2 separate regions of the Homo sapiens genome follow, and region 2 is linked to region 1. The links are chromatin contacts, found by Hi-C or POLR2A ChIA-PET in ENCODE. All regions are on one chromosome and are shown on one strand. The core of a region is the stretch at or near the end of the contact, and the rest is flanking DNA. Distances in the headings are between cores, read along the strand shown. Region 1 has its middle 20 kb from the start of DISP3. Region 2 overlaps FBXO2 (F-box protein 2).

Evidence for each region. Hi-C counts contacts between places; a loop is a spot of excess contacts on that map. ChIA-PET counts read pairs that join two places held with the same protein, here RNA polymerase II (POLR2A). Pooled maps may share reads with other maps.
Region 2: a map of dorsolateral prefrontal cortex shows a loop between it and region 1 (3-fold over the local background). The contact joins two enhancer-like sites. A Hi-C loop is called at or near these places in 1 of 168 maps with a recorded cell type or tissue (dorsolateral prefrontal cortex) and 4 of 50 pooled maps. POLR2A ChIA-PET finds 5 or more read pairs at or near these places in 4 of 52 experiments (H1, HCT116, MCF 10A and 1 more).

Annotation. Positions count from the first base shown.
Region 1 is chr1:11,456,762-11,460,933 of GRCh38, reverse strand. No RefSeq gene overlaps it. Among named protein-coding and RNA genes, the nearest start is that of DISP3, 20 kb to the left of the region's middle. Within about 2 kb of position 1,998, at least 5 of the 41 ENCODE cell types and tissues checked have a DNase peak (open chromatin) inside an H3K27ac peak, as active enhancers do; they include dorsolateral prefrontal cortex, where a contact is called at or near this core.
Region 2 is chr1:11,648,396-11,652,567 of GRCh38, reverse strand. FBXO2 (F-box protein 2) reads left to right here. Exons shown (of 6, transcript NM_012168.6): 2 at 1,734-2,102; 3 at 2,494-2,623; 4 at 2,694-2,789; 5 at 3,343-3,481; 6 at 3,740-4,172. The coding sequence ends at 3,874. Among named protein-coding and RNA genes, the nearest start is that of FBXO2, 3.9 kb to the left of the region's middle. RefSeq lists enhancers at 1,420-2,127, 2,128-2,836. Within about 2 kb of position 1,672, at least 6 of the 41 ENCODE cell types and tissues checked have a DNase peak (open chromatin) inside an H3K27ac peak, as active enhancers do; they include dorsolateral prefrontal cortex, where a contact is called at or near this core.

The DNA of each region.
Region 1 (4,172 bases), core at 749-3,248:
CGCTCTGAGCCTCACTTTGGGCCCTGGAGCATGGATCCGGGACACTAGGGAAGCTCTCTCTGCCCCTCAGTGCGTGGCCCTTTGAGGAATCCTTCACGCTGCCAGATTCAAATCACAGCCTCTACAGTTTATCAATCACTAGACCTTGAACAAGTTGCTTAACCACTCCGAGCTTGGTTTGTTCATCTGTAAAATGGAATTAACAATGGCACCCACTTGATAGGATTAATATTGGGATTAAATGAGTTAAGGCAGGTAAAGGGTTTAGAACAGTGGCTGGCATGGGGACACAGGAAGTGCTCAATTATTCTTCATCCGAGAATTCGTTTACTGGGCAAGTATGTGCATCCCATGCTGGGGAGGCAGAGGGGAGCCATGGACCCTGCCTGCCTGGAGCTCGTGTGCTTAGGGCCTGGGGAGGCATGGGAAATGGGTAAAGACCCTTGTGCAGGTGTGAGCTGCAGTGCAGGTGAGCACCGGGCATTTAGGGGCCTGGAGGCCAGGGGTCAGTGACGGCTCCCAGGAGAGACGGCAAAGCTTAATCTTTTTTTTTCTTTTTTTTGAGATAGAATCTCGCTCTGTTGCCCAGGCTGGAGTGCAGTGGTGTGATCTCGGCTCACTGCAACCTCCCCGTCCCGGGTTCAAGCAATTCTCATGCCTCAGCCACCTGAGTAGCTGGGATTACAGGCACCTGCCACCACGCCTGGCTAATTTTTGTATTTTTAGTAGAGATAGGGTTTCGCCATGTTGGCCAGACTGGTCTCTAACTCCTGACCTCAGGTGACCCACCGCCTCAGCCTCACAAAGTACTGGGATCACAGGCATGAGCCACCGCGCCCAGCCAGCAAAGCTTAATCTTGATAGATGAGGGGTCGTATACCAACTGGACAATGGTAGGGTCAGGCATCCAGGGAGGATGACAGCACAGACGGAGGCCCAGAGACCAGGAAGAGCCAGTCACAACTAGGAAGCTGCAGGTGCCCAGGATGGCTGGATGGCTGAGGTGTGACAGGCGGTGATGAGAGATGCCACCAGGAGCCTCAGCAGCTGGGATGCATTGCATTCTGTCCCCAAAAAGAAATGTATTGAACTCCTGACCCCCAGTACCTGTGAATGTGACCTTTATTTGGAAATGGGATCGTTGCAGATGTCATTAGTTAAGATTAGGTCTTACTTAACATTGGTTAAGATTAGGTCCTAATACGACTGGAGTCCTTACAAGAAGGGGAGGGACGCAGGGAAGAGAAGGCTGTGTGAAGACAGAGGCGGAGGCTGGAGCCACACAGGCATGGAATGCCAAGGGTGGCCGCTGCCACCAGGAGCTGGAAGAGGCCAGAGGGAGCTTTCCCTTGGGCCTTCAGAGACAGAATGGCCCTGCTGACACCTTGAGCTTGGACTTTTGGCTTCCGGACCTGCGAGAGAATACATATCTGTTGCTCTAAGCCGCCTGGTGTGTGACACTTTGTTACAGCAGCCTCAGGAAGCTATGTCCATGTAGGAAGGGTGGGCACAGCTGTGCCCAGATAGGGAGGGTCTGGCCATGGTGGCTTCTCTGAGTTCCCCTCAGTGCCCAGTGCTCAGCGGCACTTCACAGAGACCCGGCACCCTGCTCCCTGCTGGCGCCCCCACATCAGCCCTGTCTCTGCCCACAGTGCCCCTTCCTCACGCCTGTGTCCATGGCCCAGATCCTCACTGCAGCCAGCTCGGGGCTCATTGCTGAGAAATACGGCTGGCCTTGAGCTGGTGACGGGGCCCGGCTGGACTGGCATGAATCGTGTTTATCGCAAACAGGAAACAAAGGGAAAAAGGAAACAAAGCCTGGGATGAGGGGAGGGGGGCAGGCGGGAGTGAGGGGGAAGTGGGGGCCAGGCCAGGCGCTGCCCACAGAAAGGCCTATTAATTTCCTGATGTTTGCTCCAGGACCGAACAGCCCAGCGCCTGTTGAGGTTTATCTGTGTGGCTCAGCTGTGGAGCGTGCTGCCTGCCAGCTTCTGGGTGCTTCAGAGATTTGCCAGGCCCAGGAGGGGGCAGGAGGCGCCCGGAGCAGCTTCTGGCCCATCCATGACACCAGCCAGGGCTGCTTTTCAGTGCCAGTCATGGGTGAAATCGAGGTACATTCTGCCTGGTAATGAGGTGCCGCAGGCCTCAGCCAGGGCACAGGAATTGCTCTGCCTGCCTGGCCCAGCAGGTGCCCCCCAGCCCAGACTGACCTGGCCTGAGAAGCCAGTGGGGAGGGGAGTGGGGGTGGAGGATAGTGAAGGCAGAGGGTCAGCAATGAGGGAGTGGAGCTTATTGGGCACCACTGTATACCCAGAACCGCGCTCGCTTTGCTGCGTTGAAATAACAGTGTATTCGTTTCTTAGGGCTGCTGGAACAAGTTAACACAAACAGTAGACAACAGAAATTTATTCTATTACTGTTCTGTAAGCTACAAGTCCAAAGTCAAGGTATGGACAGGGTTGCCTCCTTCTGGAGGCCCTGAGGGAAATTCCGTTCCAGGAGTGTCTCCAGCTTCTGGTGGTGGCAATCGTGGGGTCCCCGGCTTGTAGATGCGTCGCCCCAAGCTCTGTCACATCATCATGTGCTGTTCTCCGTCTGTCTACGTCTGTGTCCAGATTTCTCTCTTATGAAGACAACAGTCATTGGATTCATCCAATGGAGACTGGAGTGCAGTGGCGCGATCTCGGCTCACTGCGATCTCTGCCTCCCAGGTTCAAGTGATTCTCCTGCCTCAGCCTCCTAAGTAGTAGCTGGGATTACAGACATGCACCACCACACCTGGCTAATTTTTGTAATTTTAGTAGAGACAGGGTTTCACCATGTTGGCCAGGCTGGTATTGAACCCTGATCTTAAGTGATCCACCCGTCTCGGCCTCCCAAAGTGCTGGAATTACAGGCGTGAGCCACCGATCCTGGCCCAAAGACCCTGTTTCTAAGTAAGGTCACATTCTCAGGTCCTGGGAAGTTAGGACACCAGCATATCTTTTTGGGGGACACAATTTGACTCTTAAGAAACTATTAACATTTCCTGACGGCTTATTTGCTGCCCAGCACTCTGCTATTCATGAGCTCTCTGATTGGATCGTCATAACAGAAATATGAGGTAGGCACTGTTACTTCCCCATTTTATTGATGAGAAAATTGAGGCTCAGAGACAAGTAGCTAAAATGTGGGCAGGTCCCAAATCGAGATCCAGACCTAGGAAGATATTACACAGAGTCACGCTGTGAGGTGAGGGATATAGAGTATGGCAGTCCGGAGCACTAAGAGCATTTAGTAAAGGCATGCAATGCGGTTGGAGAGGCCATGGTGGCTTCCTGGAGGAGGTGATGCGGAGGCAGAGGCTAGGGGGTCTTCCTGGAGGAGATGCTGCCGTAACAGAGATTTGGAGTGTGAGTAGGAGATTGTCATTTTACAGACAGGGAGACAGAGGCCCAGAGGACGGGAGGACAAGTCCAAGGTCACAGTGTTGAGGGCTGAGTGTGGCGGCTCCAGTCTCTGCATCTTGGGGCAAAACAAGACAGGAGCCCTGGCCCCCACTCTCCCTTCTTCCATCCCTTCCCCATCAAAGGGGTCCTGGTCCAACCCTGTTCCCTAGAGAGTGCCCTGGTGGTCTTGGCCATCCCCCAAAGGTGCTGGGGACATGACAGCAGGGCTGGGGCCCAGCTCTGCCACTTCCTAGCTATGCATCCTCGGGTACCTCTTCACCTCTCTGAGCTGCTTACTGCAACAGCAACTGAACAGGATCAAATAAGATGACAGATGTGAAGGTGGTTTGGAACCTAACACCCAGGAAATGTTGCCACTTCTAAAACACTTGAGATCCAATCACAACCACACCTCTCCCCCGACTCTCGCTGGCACACCCAGCTGCACCCACCACCCACTGTCCTGTGCCATGCTCTCCCTCCCCTCTGGGACTTCGCACAGGCTGTGCCCTGCCAGGAATGTCTTCTCCCTGTTCCTGTCTTCTTTGCAAACTCTCAGCTTTACAACATGCTGGCTGGGTGACCCTGGAGGAGTGATGATGTCTCTAGACCTCCGTTTCCACAAAATGGAGATAACTCACGTGCCTACTTCCTAGGCTGCGGTGCGAATGAGATGAGGTTATGTTCTTAAAGCCTTGAGGGCAGTAGCTGGTATTAGTCTGAGAAAATGGTGGTTTCCAATTG
Region 2 (4,172 bases), core at 423-2,922, 190 kb before region 1:
CCCAGCTGAAGCCGACTGGGATGCAAGAGACAGTCCGGCTGCCGCGGTGACATCTGCCTGCCTCCTTACAATTCAGAATGCCCTTGTCCCCTTCCTCAGGGGATTTGGACGTCTGTCCTGTTTGTATGGCCTGGCACAATGATTACCCCCATTTTATAGATGAGAAAACTGAGGGCCACGGATGGGAAAAGGAGGTGGAGAAAGTTTCCTTCCCCAAGCCCCTATGTCATCTCCTTGCTTGATAGAGTTTCTTTTAATAAGTCCCTCCTCATCCCCAAGTCACACAATAGCTGGGGACAGCTGGGTCTCCAGGCTCTGTTCTCCAGCCCCTGAAGGCCCCAGGTCCCATGTCCCCTTCCCTAAATACTGGCAGTGTGTCCTTCAACAAGTCACTTCATCCCTGAGCCTGAGCATTTGCACCTGCAAAGTCAAAATCCTGGCCTGGGTGTAGTGGAGCATGACTGTAATCCCAGAACTTTAGGAGGCCGAGGCAGGAAGATTGCTTGAGTCCAGGAGTTGGAGGTCAGCCTGAGCAACAGAGTGAGACCCTATCTTTAAAAAGAAAAGTCAGCCGGGCGTGGTGGCTGACGCCTTTAATCCCAGCACTTTGGGAGGCTGAGGCGGGTGGATCACCTGAGGTCAGGAGTTTGAGACCAGCCATGCCAACATGGTGAAACCAGTCTCTACTAAAAATACAAAAATTAGCCAGGCGTGGTGGCACATGCCTGTCATCCCAGTACTTGGGAGGCTGAGGCAGAAGAATCGCTTCTCAGCTTCCAGCTACCCGGGAGGCAGAGGTTGCAGTGAGCTGAGATTGAGCAGTGACAGAGCAAGCGAGACTCCATATCAAAAAAAAAAAAAAAGTCAAAATCCTAACACTGCCTACTAATTCAGTGAATTATTCTGTGGAGGCTGTGGTGGTTTAAGATGGCTCTGGAGCCAGGCTGTCTGGGTTCAAATCCAGGCTCCAACCACTGATTAGCCGTGTGATCCTGGGCCGTTTCACCTCTCTGTGCCTCAGTTTCCTCATCAATGCAATAAGAACAGCAATAAGAGCAACCTCAAAGAAGTGGTATGAGGATTTAAAGAGTAAATGAAGTTGAAATGCTTTGGACGGTGCCTAACACTTGATGAGTGCCCCCAAAACATGAGTTCCTGACAACAGACCAGGAAAGTGCCAGATGCCAGGCACAGGGCATGAAGCTGTGTGTTTTCCAGACCATGTTCTGGCCCTTATAAGGCTCCGTATGGTCCAGAGACAGGCGTTTATCACAGGATCACACCCCAGGACAAAAGCTAGGAAGGGCTGTGAGAGGGTGTCATAGGGGGAAGTCCCGGAAGGCTTCCTGAGGAGGTGAGGGGAGCAGGAATCTCAGAGGGTGGTTGGGAGGAAGAAAGAAGTTCCTGTGTGAAGCACTGTGCAGTGCTATAGATGGATGCCATTAATAATAATAATATGATCCTTGTTGCCATCTGCCCAGGCGTGGGGTTTACTGGTCCAGCAGAGGAAATAGGCCTCTGAGGCACCTCTTTGGACTTAGGGGCTGATCCGGGGTTGGTCTGTGGCCTTGTGGCCCTCCTCCTTGGGCACCAGTATGGAGTCACAGAATCTCCGGCCCCAGCTGTGGATTGTCCCACGGTGGGTGGGGGAGGTTACGGGCACATTGCAGTCCTGGGGCCTGGAGGAGTACAGGGTGGAGGAATCACAGCCTCCCACCCATCCCTGCCTGCAGAGAGCGTGGGCCAGCCCGAGGAGGCAAGCCCGGAGGAGCAGCCAGAGGAGGCGAGTGCTGAGGAGGAGCGGCCGGAGGACCAGCAGGAGGAGGAGGCGGCGGCCGCCGCCGCGTACCTGGACGAGCTGCCCGAGCCGCTGCTGCTGCGCGTGCTGGCCGCACTGCCGGCCGCCGAGCTGGTGCAGGCCTGCCGCCTGGTGTGCCTGCGCTGGAAGGAGCTGGTGGACGGCGCCCCGCTGTGGCTGCTCAAGTGCCAGCAGGAGGGGCTGGTGCCCGAGGGCGGCGTGGAGGAGGAGCGCGACCACTGGCAGCAGTTCTACTTCCTGAGCAAGCGGCGCCGCAACCTTCTGCGTAACCCGTGTGGGGAAGGTGAGAGGCCCTCGCTGGGCGAGCTCAGCTTCCCCTGCTGCGAAATGGGCCGAAACGGCGCCGCCTGGCTTTGAGGGAGAAATGGGATTAAGCGCCTGGCTCAGTGCCAGCACTGGGTAGCCCCAAGGCTGTCTATTACTGTAGCTCTCTGGCCACCTGTGCCCTGGGGTCTCCCGGGTCCTCCCACCCTCAGCCAGCTGGGGCAGGGCGGGATGGGGGACATACCTCCCGGGAGGCAGATTTAGAAACTGCCCACTGGTCCACCCTCTCATTCATCATCTGCCCACCAAGACACCAAGTGCGACCTTTGCCCTGCCCCCCACCACATAGTGGCAAGAGCCAGCCTTAGCAGGGACTGAGTGACCAGGGTGGGGCTGTCGTGTCCCTACAGAGGACTTGGAAGGCTGGTGTGACGTGGAGCATGGTGGGGACGGCTGGAGGGTGGAGGAGCTGCCTGGAGACAGTGGGGTGGAGTTCACCCACGATGAGAGCGTCAAGAAGTACTTCGCCTCCTCCTTTGAGTAAGGAGAAGGGGGTGGAGGAGGTGGGAAGGGGGGAGCGTTCGCTCTGTCCTAACTCCAGTTCTCCCAGGTGGTGTCGCAAAGCACAGGTCATTGACCTGCAGGCTGAGGGCTACTGGGAGGAGCTGCTGGACACGACTCAGCCGGCCATCGTGGTGAAGGACTGGTGAGAGGGTCCTGGGGTGGCATGGGGCTGGGAGGAGCGGGGTAAGGCAGAGGGGAGAGCCAGCTGGGGAACCCCCCGCCTGGGGGTGCTGCCTCCCCACTGCAGGGGTTGAGGCCACGTGGGCCACGGGTCTGCAAAGGTTGACAACTTCCGTGTTTGCAGGAGAACCTGGAAACCCACCTCCCCTCCTGAGTTTTAAATGTTGGCAAATATATGCACATATATATGTTTGTATATATGTAATGTATATATTTCAAAATCAGTCTGCGGTCCAAACCAAAGGCCACTCTGTGGACTGGCTTTGGCCCCAAGCTGGGGTCTGGCCAACTTGGAATGTAGTCCTCGTGTTTCGCTCGTGGGCTGTCACTTTCTCTTGCTGGCCTCGTTTCCCTTATCTGTAAACTGGGAACACTGGCAGTGCTGGCTGACAGGGATGTTGGGCGCACAGGAGGACTTTTGTGGAAATCCCCATCCCCAGGACGTGTTCAGCAGGGCTGAGGCCATGCCCCCACCCCACCTCCCGCCCCCCACCTCGCTCCCTCCCTCTGAGCAGGTACTCGGGCCGCAGCGACGCTGGTTGCCTCTACGAGCTCACCGTTAAGCTACTGTCCGAGCACGAGAACGTGCTGGCTGAGTTCAGCAGCGGGCAGGTGGCAGTGCCCCAAGACAGTGACGGCGGGGGCTGGATGGAGGTGAGCCTGGGGGACCCAGGGCGGAGGGGTGGGGCACGGACATGAGGGGCGTGGCTCGAGGAGACCCCGCCCACAGCGCTCCTGGGCTGGGGTGGGCTGGGCTGGGCTGGGCTGAGATAGTCACCGGGTGGTGGAGAGAGTTCTGAATACCGCGGAGAAACCGAGTGGGGGAGCTGCAGGTCGGTCGGTGTACCGGGGTGGGGCGGCAGGAGAGGCCTCAGGACCTCCGAGGCTGACTCTTGTTACCTCCACCCCCAGATCTCCCACACCTTCACCGACTACGGGCCGGGCGTCCGCTTCGTCCGCTTCGAGCACGGGGGGCAGGACTCCGTCTACTGGAAGGGCTGGTTCGGGGCCCGGGTGACCAACAGCAGCGTGTGGGTAGAACCCTGAGCGACCCTGCCTCCACTCTCCCCCAGCTGCCTGGAGGGGCAAAGGTCGAGGGTAGATAGGCCTTAACTTAGTCCATAGCGTCCTCACCTTCCCCAAGCCACACATCCTCCTCCCATCCCTTGCTCCGATCCCAGCCCCTGAGCAGGGAGAGAGAAGTTTTGTTGGCATAGGTTTGCTTAGGTAGCCGGCTTCTAGAATGTAGATCCGTGAGGGCGTGAGCTTGGACTGGACCCACTGCTGATTCCCTGCACCTAGCACAGTGCTTGCCACAAAGTGGGCTCTCAATAAATATTATTTG